3 separate regions of the Homo sapiens genome follow, and regions 2 and 3 are each linked to region 1. Evidence: read pairs that join two places in POLR2A ChIA-PET (ENCODE). Cell type or tissue: GM12878. All regions are shown on one strand.

Region 1 (2,500 bases):
CTGTTCTTCAAACTGTACATTAGCTTTTACCTACTTTTCTACAGATATATCATGTCAAAAATGTTTTTAAAAAGAATCAAATAAACAAATTTACCCACTTTAAAATTCTACTGTAGACTAACCTTGCCTTTCCCCAAAAATCAGATATAAAACATCAATTTCTTAAGATAATGAGGTCTATATGGGAAGAAAGCCCCTTTAAGATTTAGTCCTGGATATCCTAAGGATTGGGGTGTACTGAATTAGGCCCTAGGTCTAAAGTTAGCTATGCCTGGCAAATAGAAGGTGTATGAAAAAGTATTTTTGGTTATTCAAAACCATATATTCTCAAAGTCCATGGAATATCTTGCTAGTGATTCCTCTTTGCATATGTGATTTACATTTTAAATATTCAATTATTATTCCCAGAATTCCTTATACCAACAGCTAAATTTTTTTAGATACTTTTTTTTCAATTTTCTGTACTCCTCAGATCAAAGTAAGTTGTTAGCATACATTTCCATTTTTAAGGTTTCTGCCTTACTGCTTTCAATTTCTTTTTTTCTTTTAGACAGGGTCTTGCTGTCACTCAGGCTAGAGTACAGTGGCATGAGCATGGCTCACTACAGTCTCAATTTCTTGGGCTCAAGCAGTCCTCCAACCTCAGCCTTCCAAGTAGCTGTAACCCCAAGTGCAGGCTACCACACCTAGCTAATTTTTAAATTTTTTGTAGAGACGGGGTCACCCTATGTTGCCCAGGCTGGTCTTGAACTCCTGGGCTCAAGCGATCCTCTGGCCTCAGCCTCCCGAAGTGCTGGGATTGGCTGCTCTGCCTATGGAGTAGCCATTCTTTATTGCTTTACTTTCCTAATAAACTTGCTGTCACTTAAAAAAAAAAAAATTCCAGGATTACATGCATAAACCACCACACCTGGCCTTGCTTTCAATTTCAATTCTCATTTCTCCAGAAACGAAAATCTTAGCAACGTCTCTCTCACACATACAACCATACATTTTGGTATTTAAAAAAATGACACTGAACTCTGTCATTCTCTTTCTTCCTCATTTGCAGTGCAGAACGGTAAAATGCTGCAAAATTACAACTTCTGCCCAGAGTGAAAGTCTGGCAAGAATGAAAGTAAAAAGAAATGAGAGTAAATGACAAAAGGCTTGAAAGGTAAAATTCAGTTACTGAATAGTAGTTTTTCTTTTTCTTATTTGCTTTTTTTTTTTTTTTTTTGGTGTTTTTGTTTTTTCTGTTTTTTTTTTTTTTGAGATGGAGTGCAATGGCGCGATCTCGGCTCACTGCAACCTCCACCTCCCGGGTTCAAGCAATTCTCCCGCCTCAGCCTCCTGAGTAGCTGGGATTACAGGCGCCCACCACCACGCCCAGCTAATTTTTGTATGTTTAGTGGAGACAGGGTTTCACCATGTTGGCCAGGCTGGTCTCGAACTCCTGACCTCAGGCGATCCACCTGCCTCGGCCTCCCAAAGGGCTGGGATTACAGGTGTGAGCCACCGCACCCGGCCTTATTTGCTTGTTTTTAAACAAAATGTGAAAAGACACTGAAGGGTTGGGCATAGTGGCTCAGGCCTGTAATCCAAACATTTTGGGAGGCTGAGGCAGGCGGATCACCTGAGGTCAGGAGTTTGGGCCCAGCCTGACCAACATGGAGAAACCCCATCTCTAGTAAAAAAAATTAGCCAGGCATGGTGGCCCATGCTTGTAATCCCAGCTACTTGGGAGGCTGAGGCAGGAGAATCGCTTGAACCCGGGAGGCGGAGGTTGTGGTGAGCCAAGATCGAGCCATTGCACTCCAGCCTGGGCAACAAAAGCGAAACTCCATCTCAAAAAAAAAAAAAAATTAGAAAAGACAATGAAGGAATTTAATTTGCTGTTAGATTTTTTAAAACTTTTATTATTTAACTTTTTAAAAACTTTTAGATTCCCAGGCAAGATGGCCAAATAGGAACAGCTCTGGTCTGCAGCTCCCAGTGAGACCAATGCAGAAGACGGGTGATTTCTGCATTTCCGACTGAAGTACCCAATTCATCTCATTGGGACTGGTTATACAGTGGGTGCAGCCCACAGAGGCCAAGCAGAAGCAGGGTGGGGCATCGCCTCACCTGGAAGGTGAAAGGGGTGGGGGAACTCCCTCCCCTAGCCAAGGGAAGCCTTGAGGGATGGTGCTATCCAGCCCAGATACTAGGCTTTTTCCCACAGTCTTCACAACCCGCAGACCAGGAGATTCCCTCGGGTGCCTACACAAGGGCCCTGGGTTTCAAGCACAAAACTGGACAGCCATTTGGGCAGACACGGAGTTAGCTGCAGGAGTTTTTTTTCATACCCCAGTGGTGCCTGGAATGCCAGCGAGACAGAACCGTTCACTCCCCTAGAAAGGGGGCTGAAGCCAGGGAGCCAAGGGGGCTGAAGCCAGGGAGCCAAGTGGTCTTGCTCAGCAGATCCCACCCCCACGGAGCCCAGCAAGCTAAGATCCACTGGCTTGAAATTCTCACTGCC
Region 2 (2,500 bases), 260 kb before region 1:
TGAAAGTAGCAGAGGAAACTTTGTTACATTGTTGCTTTACTCATTACTTTAAGTAATGATGAGCAATAGAAGGATTGTTTGTTTGCACCGCATGTTCTCACTCATAGGTGGGAATTGAACAACGAGAACACATGGACACATGAAGGGGAACATCACACACCGGGGCCTGTTGTGGAGTGGGGGGAGGGGGGAGGGATAGCATTAGGAGATATAGCTAATGTTAAATGATGAGTTAATGGGTGCAGCACACCAACATGGCAAATGTATACATATGTAACTAACCTACACGTTGTTCACATGTACACTAGAACTTAAAGTATAACAAAAAAAAAAGAATTGTTGGCTAGATACACAAAACAAGGTCATTTTTCTATTCCCAAAGAAATGACACCCGGGGGGAAAGGGGAATAAATACTGTTTGCTAGAAAAAAAAAAAGGATTGTTTGTTTGTTTGTTATTTAATTAAGGAGAGACTATAGAACTAATATTTTAGATGTCTGGCAGCCTTGTCTGAAATAACTCCCTTCTATTTCAAGGATGAACTTAACGCTGAAATTCCAAATAAGAAGTATTGCCTTAGGAATTCAAAGGAAGTGGCAGACATAAGAGAAACTTTGAAGGAAAAACCAACAGCGCTCAGTGCATGGCTGGCTATGGAAGAAAAACAACAGAGAAGGATAAAGGATAACTTGGATCTTGATTCTATATTAACCAGGAAAATGGAGACTCCTTGCTCGCAACACCTCTATAAAAGTGATGAAAAGTCAAGTAAGACTCCTATCCATGGGAAAGTTATTAAAAGAGCCTAACATTCCTGCCTCCAGATTGTGGTCATGGAAGAATTCCGCAGAATTTATTTATAGAGTAGGCCCGTGGTCCCTCACCCCAACTACTTCTGCATTTATGAGTTCACACTCATAAAGCCCTGAATTTAAATCCCTGGTATTAAGAACCCTTGTTCTTTAAGAATTATTTCCTTCTATATGAAAAAATTCCTAAACAGAATACTATTTCAAGAAGACCCTTGCCAATACCTTTCTTTTTTTCAGTGCATTCAAATCACACACACTCACACAAACTCACAAATACACATTCAAGCTTCCTGCCTTGTAAATTTGAATCCCAAACCACAGGATGTGACCTGCCTTCCGCTTAGGTGGTAATGCCTGTGGCAGACAGTCATTTATACCCCATTTACTTCACTAAAGTAAATTTCACACTGAAATTCTGCACAGTATTCTGGTTTCCCCCCATTTTCCACCCTAAGTCACAATCTCTTTTTAGCCCTGAGCACCCCAGCACGTGGAGTACACTAGAACCCTTTGAGGTCTCCTGAACTCATAAGTCACTATAAATAGCAACAACATCAACTCTCCCATGACACGTGTAAACACACTACTCATAACATCTCATGGCATGATAACATGGAATAACTATTAGAATAGAATAGCCAGTGGCAACAAGAAATGAATAGTGTAAAATCTGCCATTTGAAGGGCACTTCAAGGTGACTTCAAGAGAGCTGCATTTCAGAAACTCAAGGCTCTCTAAGAGACTTATGCAGTTAACTGGCTAAAGAAGCAGAAGCACTATGACACAGTCCTCTTGTATTCATCAGCATCACAGAGGAATAAACAACAATTATTTGTACCACACAAAACACAACATTGTTGAGCCAACCCATTGCCATCAAAAACACAAGTATGCCAAATATTTTTCCTTTCTGCACAACACTGCCTCCAAATTGCTGACTTGTCCCACCCAACAGCCCTTCTTAACCAGATTAATTTCACAAAGAAACACAAAGAAAGAGCCAGAAAGAGATCCTTCCTGTAAAAGACAGAACAGTCTATTTGATTTCAGGCATCCAGAACGGGGAATTACAACTGCCGACTAAATTCAAGGACACCCTTGGTACACCAAGCCACTTGCTGGTGGCAGTATTCCACAAAAAAGAGCAGCACAAGAGACAGCACCTCTGCCCCTTGAAGTCCTTGTTCCCTTGGTCCTCTCACCTGCCAGCCAACGTGCAGACTGACACTCACTGGCAAGATAAGAGACTGAATTTAGGTTGCTTCTCTCAAATATGCCGTTAGGAGCCAAGAGCCAAGCCGACAGCTAAAGCAAAAGAACGCCTAGTGAGAATTTGTGGCAGAAAAGACCAGAAGAGCTTAAAGAATAGTGGTTATTGTTTACAAGGAATTAAGCTCTACAGAGTTTTAGCCTCAAGTTTTTGGCATTACCTGTGTATGATGGATAGGAAAAGATAAGCTTGAAGAAGGCAATCATAGTAACTCAAAATAATAACTGCTAACCATTATTGCTGACTACATGCAGTGCTCACTTCATGTTCAGAATACTATGATTAAAATCGATCATCCCCTTTTTACATATGAGGAAACTAGAGCACAAAGAAGTTAAGTAAATAACCAAGGTTACACTGCTGGTATGAACTGGGATTCAAACTCAAGTAATCTGGCTCAAATATGCACTCTTAACCA
Region 3 (2,500 bases), 180 kb before region 1:
ATGTTCTTTATCCATTTTGCTAAATGACTCCCTAAAAATACATAAATTTCATAAGTCACAGGTTGTCCTTGGAAACAGCATCAACTGAGATCCATGTTCTGCTTATAGCTTCCTTTGTCCCATCAAATCATGCATTCTGATTCCTTCATTTAGCAATCAAGAAAAAAACACTTAGAAATGTTAATCATCATTAGATTTTCCTCTTCTCAGTTTGTTCTTTCCACTCCCAATCTTATCTATCAACTCTGGTCTTAGATTTCATTCATATTATTTTAAATAAACACAAAGAAACTCCAAGAAACAGATATGTATCTCGCCACACTTAAGTCCAGCAGAGTCTCTCAGGACGCTTCTCCTCTAACAATAGCAGTCCTCATATGAGGTCTACAGCGCTCACAGAGGCAGGCAAGGAATCCTGTTTATTTACATGATTCACCAGCTAGTGTGCATTTCTTTAAGTGTTGTCTTTTCCTTTAAGATGTAAGCTATGGCCAGATATCACTCTTGTTATCGGAACAAGGGATCAGAACCTCAAAACTGTACCTGCCAGCACTCAGCGAAAAATGAGATTACCATCAGGGCCTACTGGAAGTTGTCCCAAAGGTTACCCGATTTCTATCGCATTATTCCTCTAAATCTGATTGCCTTTATTTCTTTCACACAACATTTTTGTAAATCCAAAATGTCTCTTAATCATTTAGAAGACTGAAATCATAGTACTAACATTCAAACATCTAAAATTATTTAATATTGACTACGTGAACTAAAAGAAATACATTAATCTAAACTGAGAGTACATTCTGTCAATCTCATTGGGTAAGGTGTCTAATGTATGTTTTTAAGTCTCCAGAAATGACCCCAAAAGAGCAAATGGCACCAAAACCCTCATTCTGAAGTACACTTAAATCCAAAATGTTGGGGGTTTCTTAGTTTTCAGTTTTTTTAACATGGCTGGGACTATCAAAATATCCCATCTTGTCCTTGTCACCCCCACTCCTACAAATGTTCTCTGCCTCAACAGCTCATAATGTAGTGGTACTGCTTTCCTGTCTCCATCTACATATATGAGAGTTTCTCTGTCATCTTACTTGACAGTGTGGGATACAGTTAAAACAAATCATTCAATTTCAAGATCTACCACAAAGACCAGAATCCTATCAGTACTTTTAACTTTAAAATGAAAGTAAAAGTTTTTTCTCAGCTATAAAAGTTATAGAAAAATAAACAGGCACACTTCCTTTGAATGAAGTTATACTAATATCTTCAGTCTAAGTACTAAAATGACCATGTAAATTATTTACATGCTAATATGAAAGACACAAGAAAGAGAGCTGTAGTCAGAAACGTTTTCAAAAGACATCACATTGGCTATAAAAAGCTACTGAATATTGTTCTAATGGCATTGACGAATCTACTGAAATCACAATGAAAAAAAAAAGCCCAAATGAGCAATGTACACTTTAATTAATTTAATTCAGGTAGTATTACAACTCCAAGTCCCAAGATACAAGAAAAAAGAGAAATACAGTACAACACAGTGTCTCTTAGGAAAGGAACTGCTGCAGGATTTGAGACAATGAGCGTTTAGTACAGCCCAGTGTTCTTGATTTCTCATTAGGAGCAACTTTCCAGGGCACTGAAGCGAACCAGGAAAAGAAATGGGGAGGGTAAGCCAAAGGGGTCGCTGCTCTTCAGTGTCAAGTTGGAAAGAGCTTGCTGCGATCAATTATGCTGAGAAGGTAGGGCCTTGAGAGGGAAGGAAGGATAGAAAAAAACAGTTTTACAGGGCGCTGAAAAAAGTGATAGAAGAGAGGTAGAACTGCTTCCTCCATCTTTCACGTCAAGTTCAAGTTTTTCTTTTTGTTCTATAAGAACTTTTGTCTTTATGGTGCTTGCTGCGGTTTGCTGATGTAGTTCCCAGGTCCTGCCTTCCTCTGGTGACTTATTAACGGACTGGCAACGGCTGAGTAAAATGCACTTAAGAAAAAAGAAATCACCTCTCTTTGCCAAGACTCACATGCTGCCCAGTACCTGAGGGAGAGCTCCGTTGTCGCTGGCCAAGAGAAATTCCAGTTTAACCTATGCCTCCCCTAGCCAAATCCATTGCAAATAAATGTGTGTGTGCCACTTGCAGAGAATCTGCCTGACTCACCCCCCGCCTTTGGCGTGCCAGGGAGAGATGTAAATGCTCCGTCCTGGAGCTGGCAGTGAAGTGGGGGCCGCGGCCTCGGTAGCACCAAGAGTCCCCAAATCTCCCCCTGTGATGGGTTTAGGGATGTGTTCCTCTCAAGCAGGTGCCTGGTCACAGGGCGACCACCCAGGCTCACAGCAACACACGTGTCACTGAGCCCGAGCCCAGCCCGCCGCAGAACTGGCCCCGCAGTCCTCGTAAAGACGCCCAGTTGCGCGCAGGGGACTTAGCAGTGAGGGAGAAGCAGACCACCCAAACTCTTCCTCTAAACCCTAAGAAGGAAAAAAAATACTTTTCCGCGGAAGCAGC

The links. ChIA-PET counts read pairs that join two places held together with the same protein. Peaks named below come from ENCODE experiments on the same cell type or tissue, not always from the same donor. Only the 100,000 strongest peaks of a DNase experiment are listed, where the experiment ranks them.
Region 2: POLR2A ChIA-PET joins it to region 1 with 8 read pairs; 2 of 35 experiments call an interaction of 5 or more read pairs at or near these places.
Region 3: POLR2A ChIA-PET joins it to region 1 with 5 read pairs; 2 of 35 experiments call an interaction of 5 or more read pairs at or near these places.

The regions. Positions count from the first base shown.
Region 1 is chr4:71,004,853-71,007,352 of GRCh38, reverse strand. The region is part of intron 2 of DCK (deoxycytidine kinase); the gene reads right to left. Among named protein-coding and RNA genes, the nearest start is that of DCK, 12 kb to the right of the region's middle. RefSeq lists enhancers at 810-949, 2,470-2,500, 2,422-2,500. In GM12878, no CTCF peak of the experiment used is centred here; a DNase peak (open chromatin) is centred at 996; H3K4me3 peaks cover 878 bases; H3K27ac peaks cover 1,981 bases.
Region 2 is chr4:71,260,699-71,263,198 of GRCh38, reverse strand. All of the region lies in intron 3 of SLC4A4 (solute carrier family 4 member 4), which reads right to left. Among named protein-coding and RNA genes, the nearest start is that of SLC4A4, 75 kb to the right of the region's middle. In GM12878, no CTCF peak of the experiment used is centred here; a DNase peak (open chromatin) is centred at 1,188.
Region 3 is chr4:71,187,589-71,190,088 of GRCh38, reverse strand. The region is part of intron 1 of SLC4A4 (solute carrier family 4 member 4); the gene reads right to left. Among named protein-coding and RNA genes, the nearest start is that of SLC4A4, 1.6 kb to the right of the region's middle. In GM12878, no CTCF peak of the experiment used is centred here; no DNase peak of the experiment used is centred here; H3K27me3 peaks cover 343 bases.